Regions from separate parts of the Homo sapiens genome. Here region 1 is linked to region 2. The links are chromatin contacts, found by Hi-C in ENCODE. All regions are on one chromosome and are shown on one strand. The core of a region is the stretch at or near the end of the contact, and the rest is flanking DNA. Distances in the headings are between cores, read along the strand shown.

The links. A loop is a pair of places that touch in the nucleus more often than their neighbours do. Pooled maps may share reads with other maps.
Region 1: a loop to region 2 is called in a map of ascending aorta, with 3 times the contacts of the local background. The contact joins the promoter of HSPB8 here to the promoter of PEBP1 in region 2. A Hi-C loop is called at or near these places in 2 of 168 maps with a recorded cell type or tissue (ascending aorta and gastrocnemius medialis) and 5 of 50 pooled maps.

The regions. Positions count from the first base shown.
Region 1 is chr12:119,176,037-119,182,320 of GRCh38, forward strand. It overlaps HSPB8 (heat shock protein family B (small) member 8), which reads left to right and starts at 2,895. Exons shown (of 3, transcript NM_014365.3): 1 at 2,895-3,643. The coding sequence starts at 3,277. It overlaps HSPB8-AS1 (HSPB8 antisense RNA 1), which reads right to left. Exons shown (of 3, transcript XR_007063482.1): 3 at 5,131-6,166. LOC105370024 (a long non-coding RNA gene) reads right to left here and starts at 448. Exons shown (of 2, transcript NR_134996.1): 1 at 371-448. RefSeq lists enhancers at 119-1,318, 2,498-3,247.
Region 2 is chr12:118,134,172-118,139,958 of GRCh38, forward strand. PEBP1 (phosphatidylethanolamine binding protein 1) reads left to right here and starts at 1,953. Exons shown (of 4, transcript NM_002567.4): 1 at 1,953-2,173; 2 at 3,868-3,977; 3 at 5,280-5,380. The coding sequence starts at 2,039. LOC101928274 (a long non-coding RNA gene) reads right to left here and starts at 1,821. Exons shown (of 4, transcript XR_945409.4): 1 at 1,686-1,821. RefSeq lists an enhancer at 1,748-2,248 and a silencer at 2,241-2,330.

The DNA of each region.
Region 1 (6,284 bases), core at 1,645-4,144, 1.0 Mb after region 2:
CCCGTAAATGCCAGTGATTGTTATTTCTATTTTCTACCTTTGCATCCTCCCTTTCGTCCCCCTCATCCTTGAAATGAGAAGGTGGATTAGGTCATCACAGCTCGGTTCCCTGCTCCTTCGCCAGGCTTCCCCTCCTTCCAGGTCCCCTGGTCCCAACTGAGCCTCATTTGAGGCAGAGGGGTCCTCTGGAGGTTTGGGGATGGCCTGGGAAGGGAAAAGGAGGGGAGTTTCTTCCTGAACATACCCACCAGCAGACTCGGCGATAAACAAACACAGACCTATCGGCGCATAAACACAGACTCACTCCTGCACCCACTCAAATCCGCACACAAACTCATTCCACTCTGTCCCACCCACTCAGAAACCTCACCCCAGCCCCTGCCCAGGTCCCAGGCAGGGCCAGGTTTCTCCGGTGCGTCATGCGGCTTGCAGTGATTCTCCCCACAACTGGTTTCCAACTCAGCCAGCCCCGCCCAGCTGTAATTACAGAGAGAGCTGAAGCTTCTGTGCCCAGCCATGACGTCAGCCCGAAGCTTCCAGCCTGATGAGCTCACCCTACATCCAGTGGGGGCCCAGTCACTCGGGACATGTCATGCCGTGGGGTCCCCACCATTCTTTCTCAGCTGGGGAGGAGGGCAGGGGTCTCTGTCTGTCGGTTAAGCACAGATCCGGGATTCAGAACAACCCAGGTTCCCACCCAGGCTCTGCCACTCCATATCTGTGTGCAAGGGTCAAACCTCTGTGCCTCTGTTTTTTCACCTGCAAAATGGGGGTGATGATAATAGTGACGTTTAACTATCGAGTCAGGATTTAACTCAGTAATGTCTGAAATGTACTAACTCTAAAAGCAGACGCACAGGAGGCAATGGGCGACAGTGATTGTTTTTCTCCGTATTATTATTTTTAGCAAACTGCCTCATGCACTCACTGTTTAATATCAAAACAATTTCTCAACCTATGACTCACTGAATTCCTTAATATCCTCAGTTTACCCTCATCTCGTGAAGAAGGCAGGGCTGAGACCCGAAAGCCCACACAGGGAAAACGACATGCCTAAAATTTTCTGCCTGTTGCGGACAGATCAAAGATTAGAACCCAAGCCGAAGAGGCCTCCAAGCCAAAGGAGGATTTGTAAATTCATTCTTCCAGCTGCATGGGAAGAGCAGGAAAGTCTAGATTTGGGGCTTTGAGTTTCAGACCAGACCTCCTGCCTGAGTGTAACATCTTTCAATAATTATCAGTATTAACAGTCATAATAATAATAGAAGCTACTATTCATGAACACTTCTATGGTAGTTTTCTCATCTGTAAAATGGGATAATACTGGTACTCTTACCTCACAGGATTGCTGGTGAGGGTTAAATGAATTCATATTTATAAAGCCCATAGAGCAGGGCCTGGCATATAGCAAACATTATGTAATTGATAACTCAAAATTGAAAATACAAGGAGAAAGAGAATTACCTCATGTATTCTTCATGGTACATCTGTGAGTTGGCTACTGTTATGTCCGTTTATAAGGAGGAAAACTAACAACCTGGAGGTGCCTGGGAATAATGTTACTGCCTATAAAGATGCTTTGATTGACCAAACATTAATCGGATTTCTGAATCTTCTCCTAAGCCCATCAGTGAGGTTCCTTATAAAAATTCAGTTTTGGGCCAGGCGAGGTGGCTCACGTCTGTAATCCCAGCACTTTGGGAGGTGGAGGCAGGTGGATCATGAGGTCAGGAGTTCAAGACCAGCCTGGCCAAGATGGTGAAATCCAACTCTACTAAAAAATACAAAAATTAGCCGGGCACGATGGCGGGTGCCTATAATCCCAGCTACTCGGGAGTCTGAGGCAGAAGAATCGCTTGAACCTGGAAGGCGGAGGTTGCAGTGAGCGGAGATGGCGCAACTGCGCTCTAGCCTGGGGGACAGAGTGAGACTCTGTCTCAAAAAAAAAAAAGAAAAGAAAGAAAGAAAAATTCAGTTTTGGCATGAACTCTGCTAAGTCTGTTTAGTAGCAACCACCCATCTTCGATTTCTGATCACCCTCGATATCTGATTAGTTTCCTCATCCTCCGCGGTCCCCCAGGTGATGTCTGAGCACCCTGGCCTGTCTTCAGCAAGAATCCTCTTAGGTTAGCTGAGCCCGAATCCCTCTGACTCCTGGACTTCCCTCCTAGTAAATTTCCATTCGCTGACCCCCCACCTGCTTCTTGGCTACAAATTCACACTTACCCATGACCTACTGGGAATCAAGTCTAATCTTTCTCCCTCACTGCAAAATCCCATTGCAGGGGTCCCTACATCTATGGAGAAAGTTTCCCTGCCCAGTAAAGTCTTGCTTGTCATACTTTAACAAGCGTCATATGAATATATATATACACATTAAAAAAATTTTTTTTTTCCTTTACCAATCTCCCCAGAGGGCATTGAGGCTCTAGGAGCTTGGCCATCTTGTAAGTGGGGATTGCAACCCAGGGCCATCCTTCAAATCCACTGGGCTCCTGTCTCTCTCTTCCCTTTCTGCAGGTCCCCAGGGGAAAGGCAGGATACGACACGCTCTAGGGAAGGTATTTCCAGAGGGTGACCTGAGCCCTCAGCCAGGCTCGGGGTTATTAATAGCCAGGCCTTAGTGCCCCGCTCGGGGAGGGCGGCTCCAGCTCCTGGAGCAAGAGGAGGGCGGAGCTGAGCGGAGTGGCCAGGGGAGGAGAGAGTGTCCGGAGAGGCCGGCTGAACTTGGACGCGGCCCCTCCCAGCTCCCCCCACAGCCCAGCTGTTCCCTCCGCGGATTCTCCGGGGCTGGTTCATCACCTCCGAATATTCCTGTGACAGGAGACGCTTGCAAAACCCGCCTCCAGCCTCCAGCAGCAAATAAATAGAAGGCTTGCAGCCCAGAAGGAGCCAGAAGAAGTTTCTAGGCGCGCGTGCCCTGGGTTTATTAAGCTCCTGGCTCCGCTCTAGACCTCAGCGGTTCTGGCTGCCAGCCTGGGCAGCCTGGGAAGCCTGGGAGGACGGTGGCTTGCCGGTCTGTCGTGAGGCAGTGCGGACGGGGACCCTCTGGGATTCTGCTGGATCTGCCCCGGGGGTTACCTTTGGGGGCTGGGACCCCAGTCGAGGGGACACAACCGTCCCTGGCAGTGGTTGGTTCTGCTTCTCCCTGCAGAAAAGCAGCATTTTCGGAAGCTGAAGAATAAGCTAGCCCAGCCACACCACCTTGTTGTGTGACCTTGGGCAGGTGGTTCTGTCTCTCTGAGCCTCTGTTTCTCTCTGAGCTGAGCAGCCACCATGGCTGACGGTCAGATGCCCTTCTCCTGCCACTACCCAAGCCGCCTGCGCCGAGACCCCTTCCGGGACTCTCCCCTCTCCTCTCGCCTGCTGGATGATGGCTTTGGCATGGACCCCTTCCCAGACGACTTGACAGCCTCTTGGCCCGACTGGGCTCTGCCTCGTCTCTCCTCCGCCTGGCCAGGCACCCTAAGGTCGGGCATGGTGCCCCGGGGCCCCACTGCCACCGCCAGGTTTGGGGTGCCTGCCGAGGGCAGGACCCCCCCACCCTTCCCTGGGGAGCCCTGGAAAGTGTGTGTGAATGTGCACAGCTTCAAGCCAGAGGAGTTGATGGTGAAGACCAAAGATGGATACGTGGAGGTGTCTGGTAAGTCAGGGGCAGGAGGGAGAGAGAATGGGGAGGCCGGGATGTAGCCCTCAGCCCTGGGAATAGCCAGAGAAAGTTTCCTGGGAGCTGACGTTGGGACAGTGTGACACAGGTGACCTCAGGGCTCAGGAATGCAGCCTGCAAAGTTATCTTTACGGAAAACTTCTCTCCCGGCTCCCAGCAGAGATCTTAACCTGCCTGACTCAGCTATTGGGGCCTCTGGGTGCTCATCAATCATGGTACAGACAGGAAAATAGAAACCATGTTGGATATTTTGACAGAGGGCATTTAATATAAAGAATAGGTTAAGCAGATATCAAAGAATTAAAAAACAAAGAAGAAACGGGATTTTGTGCACTCCAGCATCATAACAGAGTCTAGAAGTGCACGTTAAGGCTGAACAATGATAGTGTTAATAACCGCAACTGGTTTCCGGTGAAACACCTCTCCTTGTCCCAGACAGGGAAACTGAGGCTTACCAGTAATTGTAGTAACACTAACTGGTAACTCTGAGTGCTAACTATTCGCTCAGCACTTTGCTAACTGCTGTTGCCTATAATATCTCAGCTAATACCACAACCAGAGGAGGTGGGTACTGTTTATCTTCTTTTTTCAGATGAGGAAACTGAGGCACGGAGAGATTAAAGTAACTTGTTCAAGGCCACCAAGGAGTCAGACCCAGGTTGTCTGGGAATTAGGAGGCCAGAAAGAAGAAGTGATGATTTACTGAGCACCTACTAGGTGCCAAGGGTGGGCTGACATTCTTATACTTCTCCAAAATCATCCTCAGTCCACTCCAGGGTAGCAGGGTAGGCCCATCTTGCAGCTGAGGAGGCTGAGGCCTAGGTGGGACTCGTTCACAGTCATGCCATGAGTCAGCAATAGGAGTGGAGTAGGGACTGGGCCTATGCACAGCTTTAGGCCCAGGGCTCTCACTGCCGCATCCCACCCTGGGAGAAATAAACATACTAGGGGGAAAAATGAGAGAAGACAGGAAGCTCAGCCCCTGTGAAGCTGGGCAGTAGAAAAATCTTTCTTTTCCTTCCCTCCTGATTAACACTCCATTAAAAAGAATGTGTTCCCGGCAGAGGCTTGCCTTCCAGAAAATCAGTCAAAGCCATTGCAAACACAGGCTGGGCAGGAACAAGCCCCAGCAGCATTCAGGGGGAGTTTCAAGCCAGTCCTGGTAGAATTATAAACATCAGAGGCTCCAGCGGGTGTGGTGGGCTGGGAGACACGCTGGGGCCACGTGCTGATGACAGGGTCAGCCAGATTTCTGAGTTGGCTGGGGAGCAGGGCATGAGTTCCGAAACTGGCTCCAACTTTAACCAGCAGGATGTGCAAATTACTTCACTTTGTGCTTCTGTTTTGTTTCCTCATCTGGAAATTAGGGTTCAAATGGTTATACCATAAGGATTGTTGTTTTAAGTGAGGTGATGCTGTAAAATGTGTACATACCTGTGAACCCAGAAAATCTGAGACAGATCTCAGTTCATTTAGGAAGTTTATTTTGCCGAGGTTGAGGACACTCCCATGACACAGCCTCAGGAAGTCCTCCTGTCACATGCCCAAGGTGGTCTGGGCACAGCTTAATTTTATACATTTTAGAGAGACATGAGACATCAATCAATATATGTAAGAAGTACATTGGTTCGATCTAGAAATGCAGGACAACTTGAAGCAGGGAGGGGTTTTCCAGGTCACAGGTAGGTGAGAGACAAATGGTCGCATTCTTTTGAGTTTCTGATTAGCCTTTCCAAAGGAGACAAACAGATAATGCATCTATGTCAGTGAGCAGAGGGCTGCCTTTGAATAGAATGGGGGGTAGGTTGGCCCTAAACAGTTCCCAGCTTGACTTTTCCCTTTAGCTTAGTGATTTGGGGGCCCCAAGATTTATTTTCCTTTCACATTCTATGACCTGGAACACAAGGAATTAGTATTATTATTGTCGTCGTTATTGTTATAGTGTCAGGCATCCAGGAAGGCCCCAATAAATAATGAATAATAGATGCTCTTTGAAACCTGGGTTCAGATCCCAGCACTGCTGTTCACTAGCATGGCGGATGTGGACGAGAAAGTCTTCATCCCTCTGAGCCTCATTTCTCCTATTTGCAGAATGGAGACCATAATAATATCTGTCCTGTAAGGGTGTAGGAAAGATTAAACATATGCAGACTATCTATGATAATATATGCGGAGTGTCTATAAAATGGAGCTAATAATAGTGCTTGCCTGGCACTCTGTAAACAGACCGATTATCACCATTCCTTCTGTCCTTGTTTTAATTAGGGTCTTAGATGCTTCTAGCCCAAGTCCAAGGGTCGACTCCACCCTGTGGTCCCTCTAGGAGACCCTCTGTCCAGCCTGGAGGGTTTTTCACCATCCTCTTTTGTAGGTGCTTCATAACAGGTGGGGTCTGGCAGCTCCATGTTGAGATCTCAGCTAAGTATCTTACTAATCCAGAGGCTTTGGGTGAGTCATGCAGTCTCAATTTCCACGTCTGTAAAATGGGGTCATTGGGAGCTTAAATAAGACAAAGACAAAGCTTTTCAGACATGCAATTAGTGACATCGGCTAGACAAAATCCAAATTCCCTGAGAGTCCATACAAGGGCTTTCATAAAAGGGGTTTAAAAATAAAA
Region 2 (5,787 bases), core at 703-3,202:
TGACTATTTTATAATGGTAGGATATAATGCAATCTTTTGGTGAATAAACAACAAAATCATCTATACTCATATTATTTTTAAATAGGAAAGATATACCCTAAATGATTACTGACGTTTATAACAAAGTAGTGGGATAGAAGGGGATTTCTACTTCTTTGGGTTTTTTTCTTTGATTTTCTACAATGAACTCGTATTATTTCCTAGTAAGAATGTAAATCAAGAGACAACTTTTTATTCCATGGGAGGAATTATCAATGTCAAGAGTCAAAACAGATAAGAACTGTTAAATAGTGCTTATTGGCTGGGCGCGGTGGCTTATTGCCTGTAATCCCAGCAGTTTGGGAGGCTGAGGCAGGCGAATCATGAGGTCAGGAGTTCGAGACCAGCCTGGCCAACATGGTGAAACTCTGTCTCTACTAAAAATACAAAAATTAGCTGGGCGCGGTGCCGCCTGCCTGTAATCCCAGCTACTCGGGAGGCTGAGACAGGAGAATTGCTTGAACCCGGGAGGCAGAGGTTGCAGTGAGCTGAGATCACGCCACTGCACTCCAGCCTGGGCGACAGAGCAAGACTCCGTCTCAAAAAAAAAAAAAAAAAATAGTGCTTATCATATTCAGCAAAAAGCAAGCAGCTTGTGGTCACAGTAAGAGCAGTTTTGGTATGAATAAATATGGTTTAAAATTGTTTTTCAAAAAACAAACATAAAAAACCAAAACCCAAACATTTCTCAGGAATTTTGTGAGGACGAATTTTGTGTGTGGAGAAAACGGACAAATACATTTCCCCATATATTTAAATGCTCAAAAGTTCACTCAGGTGCTCTCACCAGGCAATTACTATGACAAGTGATCACGTGCGAAAATACAGAGAATCTGGCTCGTTTTAAAGTGCAGGAGAAAAGCAAGGCCTTACTGTTTCTGAATTTGCTGTGTGTGTGTGTGTGTGTGTGTGTGTGTGTGTGTGTGTGTATGAGAAGATGGGATCTGGCTCTGAAGCGCAGACAGGAGTGCAGTGGCAAGATCGTAGCTCACCGCGGCCTCAAACTCCTAGATTCAAGAAGTGATCGGCCGGGCGTGGTGGTTCACGCCTGTAATCCCAGCACTTTGAGAGGCCGAGGTCAGGAGATCAAGATCATCGTGGCTAACACGGTGAAATCCCGTCTCTACTAAAAATACAAAAAATTAGCCGGGCGTGGTGGCGGGCGCCTGTAGTCACAGCTACTCGGGAGGCTGAAGCAGGAGAATGGCGTGAACCCGGGAGGCGCAGCTTGCAGTGAGCCGAGATCACGCCACTGCACTCCAGCCTGGTCAACACAGAGAGACTCCGTCTCAAAAAAAAAAAAAAAAAAAAGTGATCCTCCCGCCCCAGCCTCCGGAGTAGCTAGGACTACAAGCATGCACCACTGTGTCTGGCTTTTTTCTTTTTTTCTTTTTTTTTAAGTTTTCTGTAAAGACGGGGTCTTGCTACCTTGTCCAGGATGGTCTCAAACTCCTGGGCTCAAGCGATCTTCCTGCTTTGGCCTCCCAAAGTGCTGGGAATACAGGCATGAGCCACCGCGACAGGCCATGTTGCTGAATTTGGAAAGTGGAGCAAAGAATCATGCAAAAAATTAAGAAAACCAAAACGCAACCAAGGCGAATTCAATTGCATTTTTTTTTCCCAGCGACACTTTCTGAGACACGAACCTCTCTCTTCGGCGAACCTATTCCAGGGCGCCCTTCATTTTCATTTCTTGAAACAACAGCCTTGCAGGCCGAGCCGCTGTTCCCGAGAACTCGGCAGCCACAGGGAGCAGGTTGCATGGACCCAGGAGCGCGAGAGGCCCTGCTCTGCCAGCTTCGGCCAATCAGAGGCCAGGGAGCGGTGGGCGTGACGTGGGGCGGTGCGCGGGGCTGGGCGGCGGCTGAGGCGCGTGCTCTCGCGTGGTCGCTGGGTCTGCGTCTTCCCGAGCCAGTGTGCTGAGCTCTCCGCGTCGCCTCTGTCGCCCGCGCCTGGCCTACCGCGGCACTCCCGGCTGCACGCTCTGCTTGGCCTCGCCATGCCGGTGGACCTCAGCAAGTGGTCCGGGCCCTTGAGCCTGCAAGAAGTGGACGAGCAGCCGCAGCACCCGCTGCATGTCACCTACGCCGGGGCGGCGGTGGACGAGCTGGGCAAAGTGCTGACGCCCACCCAGGTACACCGGGCGGCGGGCGTGCAGCGAGCGGCACGGCGCGGAGGCCTGTGCCGGCCTCCTGGGTGGGACCCAGCGGAGACAGGGCCAGGGGCGGTGGGGAGGTTCAGCCTGCGTGTGTCGAGGCCCCCCCAGGCCAGAGGTCCCGGGGTCCATGTCCCATGCCTGGGGGCCACCCCGAGCACCGGGAACCCGGCCTGTGGCGTGGCCAGGCAGGTTCGGCCTGCGGCAGAAATTCATTCACTTTTCCCGGGCTTCAGACCCAAGAGGGACCTAGGTTCGGAAACAGGCCGGATCCCCCTCTCCCCCCACAGGCCAGGGCGCTGGAGAGGGACGTCGCCGGGACAGAGTAGGCTGTGGCTGCCCGGACGCCCCCAGAGCTTCCCCTAGGGCCTCAGCATTTTAGGCCTGGTTTTGGAGGGCTGAAGCCTCACCCGAGAGCCTGTGACGCATTATGTAACTGGCGATGAGCGCGCCGGCCGATTTCTCCTTTGTTAAATGGGTCGAGAGCGTCCAGCCGGTACGCTGGAGGGCAACGGTTTAGTTTTGGTCTTTGACCTCCCACGCCCACGGCTGGGGCTGCCGAAAGTGAAGAAACTAGATTTGCAGACGCCACTGCTAGTTGGTTATGAAGCTCCGGGCAACAGCGTAAAATAAACTGCCCCGACCTTACATTGTTTTGGATGTTCACAGAATTTAATTTTTTTGGATGTTTAAATATGTAGTGCCCATCTAACACAGCCTCCCTTTTCCTGCTCCCTGCCCGCCTCTCATCACCTTGGCTTTCTCCTTTTCTTTGCACTTTGAAACGTACAGTTAATGCAGATTTCACTTCAGCAGGCTCCAGGTAACCTCCTGATCACCAAATCCAGAAACGCTGTGATTCCGGACAGACAATGTAAGGGTGTCGTTGAGAGGGGACTCAGTGCCAGGGTTGGAATCCCAGCCTTATCTGTTTCTCTTAATAGTGTGCTGGGATACTAGCCCCATGGTGTTGTTGGGACTGAAATAATATACAGCCTGGGCAACATAGCAAGACCCCAACTCTACAAAAAAAAATTGGCCAGGTGTGATGGTGTGAGCATGTAGTTCCCAGCTGCTCAGGAGGCTGAGGTGGGAGGATCGATCGATTGAGCGCTGGAGGTTGAGGCTACAGTGAGCCTTGATAGCGTCACTACACTCCGGCCTGAGTGACAGAAGGAGACCTGGTCTCAAATAAAATACATAACGTATATAAAACTCCAGCTCCTGGCTCTTACAGTCAATACAGGGTCATTGATTTTATTAAAAATCTATTCTGTTTTGTCTTTGGAGAGTCTGAGATCAAAGAAAGAGTATTGGTTTCTTCAGCATTTCTTGTTTTTGAGACAGAGTCTCACTCTGTCGCCCAGGCTGGAGTGCAGTGGGGTGATCTTGGCCGCCTGCAGCCTCTGCCTCCCCAGCTCAAGTGATCCTCCCACCTCAGCCTCCCGAGTAGCTGGGATTACAGATTCCCGCCACCATGCCCAGCTAATTTTTGTAGTTTTAGTAGAGGCAGGTTTCACCGTGTTGGCCAGGCTGGTCTCAAACCCCTGACCTCAAGTGATCCTCTCTCCTAGGCCTCCCAAAGTGCTGGGATTACAGGCGTGAGCCACCACACCCAGCCAGTTTCTTCAGCATTTCTGACTTTTTTACTGCAAACTGGTTCCTTCATACAGGTTAAGAATAGACCCACCAGCATTTCGTGGGATGGTCTTGATTCAGGGAAGCTCTACACCTTGGTCCTGACAGACCCGGATGCTCCCAGCAGGAAGGATCCCAAATACAGGTGAGAGGTGAGAAAGACGAGAAGAGCAGGTCATGCAGAGATGAGTTATCGGGTGTAAGTCCCTTGCTGGACACAGAGAAGTAGACCTGGTTTGGGATGCCCCCACCCATGCTTAAGCCAGAGAGTGCCTTTCCTGCCCTTTTGCCCCCCTACAGCAGGTGTCTGTAACTCACAGCCGAGAGCCATATCCACCTGTGGCCTGTTTTTATACAGCCCCATGAGCTAAGAATGGTTTTTACATTTTTATTTAGTTATTTATTTTTTATTTTTTTGAGACAGAGTCTCAGTCACCCAGGCTGGAGTGCAGTGGCATGATCTTGGCTCACTGCAACCTCCACCTCCCAGGTTCAAGTGATTCTCATGCCTCAGCTAACCGAGTAGCTGGAATTACAAGCGCCCACCACCATGCCTGGCTAATTTTTGTATTTTTAGTAGAGACGGGGTTTCACCTTGTCCAGGCTGCTCTCGAACTCCTGACCTCAGGTGATCTGCCCGCCTCAGTCTCCCAAAGTGCTGGGATTACAGGTGTGAGCCACTATGCCCGGCCTGGTTTTCACATTTTTAAATGATTGGTGAAAAATTGAAAGAAGAATAGTACTTTATGATGTGGAAATTACACAAAATTTACCTGTCAGTGTCCATCAGTTAACGTTTTATTGGAGCAAAGCTATGTGTCATCTGTGGCTGCTTTCATGCTGCCAAGGCCAAGTTGAATAGTTGCAACAGAGACTGTGGCCCCCAAAGCTTAACAAATTTATTCTCTGGCCTTTTAGTGGAAAGTTTGCTGACCTTTGCTCTAGAAAATGTCAGAGGGTGGGAGGGGCTGGGTCTGCTCTTCTGCAAACACATGAGGTTCGTGCTGGCCTCTAAGAAAGTGAGGACTGGGCCGGGCGCGGTGGCTCATGCCTGTAATTCCAGCACTTTGGGAGGCCGAGTCGGGGGGATCACGAGGTCAGGAGTTCAAGACCAGTCTGGCCAACATGGTGAAACCCCGTCTCTACTAAAAATACGAAAATTAGCCAGGCATGATGGCAGGCGCCTGTAATCCCAGCTACTTGGGAGCCTGAGGCAGAGAATTGCTTGAGCCCAGGAGGAGGAGCTTGCAGTGAGCCGAGATCGTGCCACTGCATTCCAGCCTGGGTGACAGAGTGAGACTCTGTCTCAAAAAAAAAAAAAAAAGAAAGGACTGTTGTTCGTGGCTGTGTTGTGGCAGCCAGCATGTTCTTGATGCCCAGTTGCTGACTGTGCAGTGAATGTTCCCTGATCTCCTGTGGTGCTGACATCCCGTGTTTCTTCATGCAGAGAATGGCATCATTTCCTGGTGGTCAACATGAAGGGCAATGACATCAGCAGTGGCACAGTCCTCTCCGATTATGTGGGCTCGGGGCCTCCCAAGGGCACAGGTTAGTAAAGGTTGTTTTTGGTGGGAGGTTGGGGAGGGAGCTCGGGGGCACATTAGGATTGACCCAATGCTTTTCTTTTGAGAGCCCTTAACCCTGCTGGAAATAGCATCTCAGCTTACCTCTAGGGCAGCTGCCTTCAGGGCACACATTCAGACCTGCAGCAGTGTCAGGTGGCTAGAGCCTTGGGTTCTGGACAGACGGACCCTTTGTGTAGAGCTGTCTCTGCACCCCTAGCCCTTTAGCAAGCAGGGAAGTTGGTGAGAGGGAAGCACTGTTGCAGAAAGCTTAGCATGGCCTTTTGGGGCTGCAGTGAGTGGAATACACAGTTAAACTATCTCAAGCCTTTGCCCGGGGTGATCTTTGAGTTTCTTTAAAACATTTCAGAAATGATCATAGTTTCCAAATTA